4 separate regions of the Mus musculus genome follow, and all the other regions are linked to region 4. The links are chromatin loops, found by intact Hi-C in ENCODE. Cell type or tissue: left cerebral cortex. All regions are shown on one strand. Region 1 overlaps Gm14206 (a long non-coding RNA gene). Region 2 has its middle 11 kb from the start of Krtap17-1. Region 3 has its middle 6.4 kb from the start of Krtap1-5. Region 4 has its middle 27 kb from the start of Krt20.

The links. A loop is a pair of places that touch in the nucleus more often than their neighbours do. Peaks named below come from ENCODE experiments on the same cell type or tissue, not always from the same donor. Only the 100,000 strongest peaks of a DNase experiment are listed, where the experiment ranks them.
Region 1: it touches region 4 in a loop (10-fold over the local background); 36 of 42 quality-filtered maps call a loop at or near these places.
Region 2: a loop joins it to region 4, with 16 times the contacts of the local background. A loop is called at or near these places in 26 of 42 quality-filtered maps.
Region 3: a loop joins it to region 4, with 9 times the contacts of the local background. A loop is called at or near these places in 15 of 42 quality-filtered maps.

The regions. Positions count from the first base shown.
Region 1 is chr11:100,281,620-100,284,119 of GRCm38, reverse strand. The region is part of intron 1 of Gm14206 (a long non-coding RNA gene); the gene reads left to right. Among named protein-coding and RNA genes, the nearest start is that of Krt42, 13 kb to the right of the region's middle. In left cerebral cortex, CTCF peaks have their summits at 1,348 (motif pointing left) and 1,935 (motif pointing right); DNase peaks (open chromatin) are centred at 1,341, 1,931 and 2,252.
Region 2 is chr11:100,003,521-100,006,020 of GRCm38, reverse strand. No RefSeq gene overlaps it. Among named protein-coding and RNA genes, the nearest start is that of Krtap17-1, 11 kb to the right of the region's middle. In left cerebral cortex, a CTCF peak has its summit at 1,016 (motif pointing right); DNase peaks (open chromatin) are centred at 1,018 and 1,800.
Region 3 is chr11:99,573,378-99,575,877 of GRCm38, reverse strand. No RefSeq gene overlaps it. Among named protein-coding and RNA genes, the nearest start is that of Krtap1-5, 6.4 kb to the left of the region's middle. In left cerebral cortex, a CTCF peak has its summit at 1,552 (motif pointing right); a DNase peak (open chromatin) is centred at 1,556.
Region 4 is chr11:99,464,016-99,466,515 of GRCm38, reverse strand. No RefSeq gene overlaps it. Among named protein-coding and RNA genes, the nearest start is that of Krt20, 27 kb to the right of the region's middle. In left cerebral cortex, a CTCF peak has its summit at 1,533 (motif pointing left); DNase peaks (open chromatin) are centred at 1,232 and 1,532; H3K27ac peaks cover 826 bases.

The DNA.
Region 1 (2,500 bases), 820 kb before region 4:
GTTTTTTTTTTTTTTTTTTTACTATAGTGGCAATGGCGGCTTTGTGTGAGTGTGAACGAGTGTGTAATGTGACAATGAAGAGGTTGTAGGACTGAAAGCACGGGCAAGTGTACAGGGCAAAAGTGTGCACACATGAGACAAGTGTGACTGTGTGTCAGTGTGAGGTTGTGTGCGCATGTGCGATTGTCTATGAGCATGTGAGAGCATGTGTCTAAGCTTAGAGTGTGGCTGTGTGTGGACCTGAGGATGCAGGGCTGTGAGGTATGTGTCTGTGTGCCACGTGCACGCACTAGTGCAAGGGCATGTGATTAGACTTGAATGAGGTTGAATGTGTGAGTCCATATGGTAGCCGTGTGCAAATGTATGTGTGGGCTGTGTAGGTGTGCATTTGTGTGCAAGCTCTGTGAAGGTGAGTTGCATGTGCACCTGTGTGAACTAGCCACTTGCGTTGGGGAAGTGCTGAACTTGGACTCAGGCCCACCTCTCCTCTAAGGTTATAGTCAATGTAAGTGAAACCCAGAGTCTTTCTATGAATTCTGGGAAATTCCAGGGAACTGCAGGCTCAACCCCCGCCCCCCAGGGGAGTTTCCACATTCTAGTGAGAACTTTGAGGCCTTTCTTTCTTTCCTTCTTTCTTCCTTCCTTCCTTCCTTCCTTCCTTCCTTCCTTCCTTTCTTTCTTTCTTTCTTTCTTTCTTTCTTTCTTTCTTTCTTTCTTTTTCTTTCTTTCTTTCTTTCTTTCTTTCTTTCTTTCTTTCTTTCTTTCTTTCTCTTTAAAAACGCAACATGGAAGAGAGTCAAAATAATACTGACAAAATGTATGTAGGATTTAAGACATAGAATCACAGGACCTTGCACTAGCATGCATTCTGAAATGTATATGTGTGCACACGTTACACATGACGCACAGACCCATACCTCACAATCTTATATCCCCAATAAAGGCATAGAATCTACTATGTGTTATTAGACACTCAAACTTAAAAAAATCAATTTAATTTGAAATCACATGAATGTGTGTGTGTGTGTCTGTCTGTCTGTCTTTGTGTGAGAATGTGCAAGTGAAGTGCCCACAGAGGCTAGACATATTGAATTCCCTGGAGCTGGACTTCCAAGTGATTGTGAGCTACCTACTATGGGTGCTAGGGACTGAACTTGGGAAGGAAAAACATGCTCTTAACTGCTGAGCCATTTCTCCAGGACCTCAGACACTAAATCTTTCGACATGGGCCCTTCCCCTATCCTCATGGCCCTGGAGTTAGTGAGCAGAAGCCATTCCCAGGTCTGAGGTCAAAACAACCGCGGTGTCTGTCCAGCTAGCCCCGAGCAGCTCAGTGCTGCCCTCTGCAGGCGCACGATCAGAGATTCGAGCCTCTTAGCTCCAGCCTAGGTGACAAAGAGCCTATCTGGCTCATCCAGTGAGACCCTCTTGCTGTTCATCCACACATGCAGAACATGCTTGGATGTGCATGTAGGGTAGCCATGTAGGTGTGCGCATAGCCGTTTCTTTCATTGGTTTGTATCGGGTTCCCAGTTTTGGGGGGTCACACCCTGTGTGGCATGCACACCAATAACAGCTGCTGCTGTTAAAGAATTTTCAGTAGGAAGAGAGTACTCCTCTTGAAGAATAGGGACTGACCCAGGGATCCCCAAACTCGAAGCTGGCCTTGGGGTGAGCAGTTTCATAGAGGAGCCTAAGGGGTAGGAAAGGAGTGACGCGTGGGACAATGGACACAGTGGCCCAACTGGGGCTTGGTGCAGTGGGAGAGTCGGGGGGTGGCATACTAGGGAGTTGTATAATGAGGGAGATGAGCTGACCCAGACTCCAGGGAAGGGGTCTGAAGAGGCAGCTGACAGATATGTGGTCCAGCATCCTCCTGAATTTCTTCTGTGTCTTTGTGAACAAGGGTGCAGTACCGCAAATTACCAGCAGATGGTGCTCTAGCTACAGGATTGAAGCTTAGGTTGCACTCTGTAATGCGTTCTTTCCAAGAATGGAAAGATGCTGGAGCCTAGAGGCCAAATGGCTTCCCTTTTAGGGCAAGAGGACCTTGGGACGAGGTGGGGCGGGACTCCACACTGTCCCTTCAGCTTCCTGGTCAGGTACCTGCCTGTTCAGCTTCTATTCTTTTCTGTCTCTCAGCGACTTTGAAACACCCCCCAGGAACATAAAGACCCCCTCTGGTCTGCCCTGGAGGTTTTTCTCTAGACTCCAGAGTCTGTTGAGAGTCAGACAGCCTTTTTAGAAAGTTCCTGGTTGTTATAATCCAGGGCTCCGCCCCACTCTCTTACTTCCCTGGACGGCCTGTAGGAGGAGATTCCTTGTCTGTTTTAAGCTGGAGTTGTTAGGACCAGACACAGCTCACTCTCCTGCCACAAAGATCTAGAGGCTTCCACAGGACTGGTTGGTGGGCACAGCTCTCTTCCTAGCTGAGCTTGGGGCTTGGGGGCTGTTCCTTAATGGCTGTGGGGACAATGGAGATTATGGAGGAGGGCCCTTC
Region 2 (2,500 bases), 540 kb before region 4:
GCTCTCTGAGCACTTCTCTTCATTTCTCGCGACAATGGTTCAGTACACACACTGTGTTGCCTGCTCTTCGATGCTTTTAAAACGATTTAGATTTAGAAATAAACAGCGCATTTAGTTGTTTGTAGCATGTGGGTTATTTCCAAATATCTCAGCCTACCATACATATATCTGACATGTTTGAGTTTGCCACCAGCTCCATATATACATGTGGGTGATCACTCGATACAAATGTATTAAGTCTAAGCAAAGATAAAAATTCAGTTTCCCAATCACTAGATGCATTTCAAGTGTCCAGTGGAGGGGTGCGCGCACGCGCGCGCGCGCACGCACACACACACACACACACACACACACACACACACACAGCCCATTAGCAGAACATTTCTATTGGCACAAAACATTTTATAGCAAAGCACCAGTCCTCATCTAAGATTAAGTGTGCACTGACCAGTGAGGGAGGGAGTGTGACCAGCACCTACAATCTTCTAGCTGATCTGTAAGTAAAAAGTCAACTCCCATTCAATGATGATTTCATTTAGCAGAAACTTATTGAATGCACTATATACACTAACCACTGTCAATTGGTGAATAAAACAGCCCTGGTGTGTGTGCATGTGTGTATTTGTGTCAACCTAAACATGACGTAAGGATATTATAATAACAAGACCTTCCTTAAGACAATTTCTGTAGTTAAGGGAAGAATGTGAGAAAGGAGGATGACTTCAGGAGCAGGCAGACATGGACTCCAGTCCAAGCTTTGTATCTTCTAGTTAAAGAATTTGATCTCCGAGAGCCTTAGTTTACTTATATACAAAATGAGATGGCCTGAGGTGGCCTTGTGATTGAATGCTTGCCTAGCATGAGGGATTTACAAAAGAAATAAAGGACAAAACCCAAGAAAGAATGCCACCACAACCACCTTCCTACCACCAATTGTAAAACTTGAACACCAGAGGCAACGCCTACCTATAAATTGCCCAGAGCAGTCTGGGCCGGATGCTGTGTATGCAATGTCAGTAGACGAACACTAGAGGCCGCCAGAATAGAGGGCATGCTTACTCTCTTTTTTTTTTTTAAAACCAAATTTTTCCTTTGACATTTTCATACATGTGTATGTATTATGATAACTCTCATATACTCTCTTAGCACACTCGTATCCTTGTTAACCCTTCCCTGTCCTGATTGATAACTTTTTGTCTTGTTTTGTGACCTGTTTAGTTTATCAAGATCCATCTGTGTTAGCATCTGTTTGTAACTATTCATTGGAGCCTGGCTGTGTGCGTGCGTGCGTTTGTGTGTGTGTGTGTGTGTGTGTGTGTGTGTGTGTGTGTGTGTGTGTGTGCGCGCGCGTGCGAGCACCAGTGGTTACACAGCTGAAGGCAATGACTCCTCCGCTTCATCTGTCAGTAGCAATTGCTCATTAGTATGAGATGGAGCCCTTGAGCCCCCTTTTTTACCATGCTTGACTGTTGACAATCTTATTTAATTTATTCAAAAAATTATTTCATTTTACATGTACAAGTATTTTGCCTGTGTATATGTCTATACTTTTCAGGAGTGGTTCCCACAGAGGTCAGAAAAGGGTGTCAGATCACCTGGAACTGGAGTTACTGAAGATTGTGAACGAAGCTGGGTCCTCTGCCAAGACAACCAATGCCATAAACTGCCAAGCCATCTCTCCAGCCCCAATCTCATTTTTTTTGCAGAGACCCGACCTGCTGCAACATTGTGGCTGCAATTGCAGTGTGGTGTGTGTTGCCCAGAGGATGACATTTTGCACGCCTTCTCCTTGTCTTCTGCTATGACATTCTCCCACGCTCTTCTGCAACAATGTTCCTTGAGTGTTAGAAGGGAAGATACAGATGTTCCTGAAGGCAGACCACTCATCTGCTACTTAGCCTCAGTATCCAGTGCGACCATGAGTCTCTATATGTGCTGTTCACTGGAAAAAGAGGAGTCTCTGATTAAGGCCGACAGAGTGGGCATGCTTATTTTAAAAATGACTTTTAGAATTAGATTTACTCATTTTAAATATGAATTTCTTCAACAAGGAAAACCACGGTGTCTGCCACACACCAGAATTAATTCATGATATGTATCATGACTAAGTATAAAAATGCAACCATAAAAACAAGAAACACATAAAGAGTCTCTCATCTGATTTGGATATGGAAAATGGCTTTCAAAACATAACAGGACAAGAAAGGAAAGATAGATTTGTCGACAAAAAAGAAAACTCTGTCCTTAAAGAGACCACAGACACAAATGGCCCTCTGGGGAAAATTTTGAAACATATTTGACATAATGAAAAATGAAACATACTTCACATAAAATAAGTTCCTATAAATTAGTTAGGAAAGATAAATAGCTTAGTAGAAAAATTGGCAGAAATAGATAATTCCCTAAGGGAAGTGTTCTCTCTCTCTCTCTCTTTCTGATTTCAGTTGTGGGAAATAATAGTTATGAAGTTGATGCACTAATAATGAAATATATTTAAATA
Region 3 (2,500 bases), 110 kb before region 4:
ATAGAGCGAGTGGAAGGTCTCAGTGACTAAGTTCCTGCAGTGTACATTATGACAGAGCAGGAGGGCTGGTATAGTCCTGAGGCAATAAAAGGAAGGCTACTGTTTAATCGCACTGGGTCAAGACAAGCTATACCCTGATGTGAGGATGGATGTTTCCAAACAGCATTTTCAGTTGCACTCTGGGTTAATTCATCCCATTAGAAATACTCATCTTGGATATCGGAGCCAATTGGGGTCACTAGCTGAATGACTTTAAGATAATAGTATACAGTTATTTTATTACTCTCCCAAATTGGTCTGCTCAGAAGGAAAAAAATGTGAGCTAAATGGGTAATGTACCAGCATCCTGGCTAGTTTCATGTCCTTCGTAATGGTATCCATCTTCAAGGATTGCCCTCTCAACTGTCAAAATTCTGGATTGATTATCCTAATACCTGAGGGAACAGCAAGCAGCTCCTACTAAGGCCTTCTACTTCTTGTCATTTGGCTGAAATTTGTTCTTTGGGTCTGTGCACAAACGTGGGAATTGTCACAGTTGTCAAATGTGGTTATTTCTATTAAACATCCACAGACTGAGGAGACAGACCGTAGACCACCGTGTTTCAGCTGAAGACTAAGATTCCTTCATTCACTGCCCACTGGGCTTATTAACCTGCATCACCAGACCCAACTCCAACATAAGTTTCTGGAACCCTTAGCTCTAATATACGTGTCTATAATGTATTATTAGACAATCATTATATATTATATAATGTTGTATATATATATGGCTGACATAGGATAGGCTTACTGGCCAGCCAGTCTATTTGAGTTTCACTTTCAGTAAGAGATCTTTGTCTCAAAAAATAAGATGAAGTGTGGTAAAGGCAGACACTCCACATTAACCTCTGGTCTCCACATACACTCACACATATGTACATGTGCACAAGACAGGCATATGTAAAACAAAACAAAACAAAATAATACAATACAATACAATACAATACAATACAATACAAACATGAGTACCACTTTAGGAAGAGGCAATGACGTAAGGAACAGAGTCAGGCCTGTCATCTCAGCCCTCCAAAAGCTCAATCAGAAAAACTGCTTTGAGTTTCAGGCCAGCCTGGTCTACAGTGTGAAACCCTGTCTCAAAAAGAAAGCCAGAGAGCCAGTGAGATAGCTCAGCAGACAATGTACTTGACACCCAGGCTTGACAACCTGTGTTTGAGCTCCAGGAGCCACACAGTGGAAGGAGAGAATCGACTCCTGAAAGTTGTCTTCTGACCTCCACAAGTGCATACTCACACATAAACAGGATAGGAGGGGGCGGGGGGGGGGGAGGAGAGAGACTAAGACAGATAGACAGACAGATAGGTAGAAGATAGATGTAATTTAGAGAGAGAAAAGAAACTAGAAGTCAATGATGTGTGGAGATTCAGGATATCTAAGGATGACTGTCTTGAATTTCTCAGCTCCTCCATTCTGACCTCTGTGGCAATCTCTGAGATGCCTGTAGTGGTACTCAGTAAACCTCTTTGTTGCTCTGCCAGTGGCTGTGCTAGACTTGACCACTAGGGGGCAAGAGAGGAAAACCGCGCCGTCTGCAGAGTAGGGTCCTGTCCCTTCCTCTTTACTGTTTTCTGCTTACTCCTTTGTCAGCTGGTGCCAGCGTTATCACCTCAGATTCGCTGCCTCGATCCAGCAGGCACGCATCCTTGCCCTGGCAGTACCTGGGTTCCATTTGTAGTTCTCTCCACTCTATAGAACTAACTCCACTGCTCTTTTCAGCCCATGACACGAGCTAAGCCTGCCACACCTTTCCCAAAATGCGTTTCACTCTTCAGGGTAACATCCTCTCTAACTCTGTATGTTTTCTTTTTCCTTCTTTCTTTTTTCCTTCTTTCTTTTAAAATGCACATGTTCTGCATTTACTAAACTTATGATGTCGTAGGAGTTTCTTTAAACCTTTTTAATCACCTAACCAACAACTTAGTTAAAAATTGTTTTAAATTAATTCAATGCAAATCATGTGTGTAGTTCATGTCTCCTGACTAAGCCCTGTTACATTTGCCTCCTTTAAAAAAATTAAAATTATTTAGTGAACTATTCACTCAGACTTACACTCACTCCTTTTGGTTGCTCGTCAGAGCTGATTGTGGGGAACATGGAACATATTAGTCTCTACTTTAGAGAAAACACCTAGGGAATCACATTCGGGCAATACTGAATCTAGTTTAGACACTAGAAAGATTGCCAGCCCCACTGAACGTGGTAGCTAAGAAATCTCCCCATTTCTATAGAAACTTTCTTATAGGAAGAGGATAATATCCAGGAAGACCCTCTGTTGACTCCTGAGATGCCCAAACCACAGCTCTAATAGAAGAAACCAGAACCCACTCTGCTCTTTAAATGCCAATGGGCAAAAATCATTTTTAGAAGTCAAAGGACATAGAGCAATTTGGGGAAATTCTGAAGGCAGAGACTGTGAATCATCACATCCACTGAAGCATGGAAG
Region 4 (2,500 bases):
CAGAGACAGCGAGCATGTGAAAGAAAGGCAGGTTTGTTGAACTCCAGCAGTACACACAGACGTTCCCCCAGCCCTGACTCCCTGTGGGACCATTTATCAGAACCCATCCTGGTATTTCTGTCTCTAAGGCATCCAAGTCTCGTGAGCATCTTTCAACAGATCAAAGGGCAGAAGAAAAATGTTCTTGGATCGGCTCCTAAGAGAAATCTCACACCAGATTTTCCTGGGCTATTTCAGGCCAGTCGGTGCCTGTTCTTTTATAGGAGGGCATCGATCTTCTCAGATGTGGAGGAAATGAGGCAATGGATTTAAAGACCACAAGTTCACAATTACAGCAGCACCGGTTCCTAAGATCTCCTGCGCTCGTGGTCTGTTGTCAGCCTTTGTGCCTTTGTGTATAAGACCGAGCTCAGGAAACTCCTAATCAGAGAGATGACAGCTGACAGGGATGCACTTAGGGACATTTGGCACCAGGAAAGAGGTTGAACTGGGGGGATCTGATCAGTGACTTCACTAGAATAGAGTTCCTGTTTATAAAGAATGTAAAATAACAGCTAGGTAGGGGTGTTGACTGGTTTTGAACATCTGTAGGTGTCTGTAGGTGAAGGAGTGACTGAAGTGGGCATAACGTTTGTTAAGACACAGTGACCCACTTACATGTCATCCATGACAGATTGTGCAAGGGCAGAGTTACAGACCTGTTTCTTTGACCCCAGAGATTTTTAAATATTTACCTCCAGGGACCAGGTGTGATGAGTGGCTCATGCCTACAATCCTGGTCTTCAGGAGGCAGAGACAGAAGGATCACTGTGAGCCTGAGGCTAGCCTGGGCTACAAAATGACATAGTGAGTTCCAGGCCAGTTCATACACACACACACACACACACACACATATGCATACATATACATATATATTCATACATATATGAAAATAAAAATTACCATCAGGCCTGTAACTTTTGCGGAAAAGGAGTCCCAACCTCTGCTGTGGTTGGGAGAGCAGAACTAACTGGGTTAAAATCACAGCAGGGTAATTAGGCCTCTCTCAATAACTCTGCCCTGGGAAAAGTGGACCATCTCTTAGTAAAGCAAAAAGGGGCTTTGATCCTTCACAGCCGACTAAATGGAAGCAAAGGCACTTTGCAGACTACCTAAAGAGGTTAGAATTGGTGCAATCACTTAAAAGATTTTTAAAATGTCTGAATCATTCTCCTCACCCCACTCCACCCCATCCCTGCTGCTAACCCAGGGCAAAAATTTTAAATAGTCAAAAGAGACCATGGGCAGTTTTCTTTTAAAACTGTATAGTTTTCTTCAATCCCTTTCCAGACTCATGGTCAACTATTGCTCATCATGGTGTTTTTCGCAAGATGCTAATTTGAACAGAGTAAAAAGGTCGGGAGGTGAGTCAGAAACTGGATTTTTTTTTTTTTTTTTTTTTTTTTTTTTTTTTTTTTTTTTATCCCCAGCAACCTGGAAGGGGTTGCTTCAGGTTAGCCTCTGTTAGAGAGAAAGAGCAAGAGCGACCCCTGCTGGCCAAAGAGGCAAGGCACGCTTTTTCCTTCTTCAAGGTGCAAATTTGAAGTCAAATTAATCTCCATGTCATCACATAAAAGACCTCAGGGATTATACTGACTGTATCCTGTGAACGATGGCAAAAAATGGCCACCAGGACATAACTAGGCCTTCTCTTATCTCCGTTGAGCCTGCATGACACCACCTCACAGAACATGAAGTCCTGTGTGTGACAGGGAACACTTTAACAGTTATTTGAACTGGAATTCTAGCCAAAGATCTTTCTCAAAATAAATGGAGCCCTATGAGACAGCAGATGTTCTGTCCCCTCCAATCCATAATAAGGACAGCTTCATATTACTCTACTTCATCATAGTTAGTCCATCCACAAAGGACAGAGCTGACCAGGTCAGTGGGAAGGGGTGATGTCAGGGCAGGCTTAACCTATTCCCTGGTGGGCACAGTGATTGAAAACAAATGGCCACTCTGGTCTCACAATGTGTTCAGGGCCTCCTCTGAGCCCATCTGATTGGAGAATAAGCTAGAAACTTTCAGTAGCTTTCTCTCTTTCTTTTCTCTCTCTCTCTCTCTCTCTCTCTCTCTCTCTCTCTCTCTCACACACACACACACACACACACACACACACACACACACACACACTGGGCCACTCAGCTCCCTGAGATCATTACAATATAAGAGACTTCTTTTCCTTTTAACACCGGTGCCCTAATAAGAAGCTTCTGGAAAAGTTAAAGGATATTTAAAGTCATGCTTTTACCATCCCCTCACTCTCTGGGAGTCAGCAGACAAACAGTGCTTGCTAACAGGTGCAGACGAAAATCAGGTGACCAGAACCATGAGCTCCCCATGGTGACAGTGCCACACAGGTCAGGTGGCAGCTGAGGCTTGGAGCCAGAGCAGACACAGGCAGTGTTACAGGGACAGGGACTTCTGATTTCAACGTGGGAGAACCCCAAAACTAGTA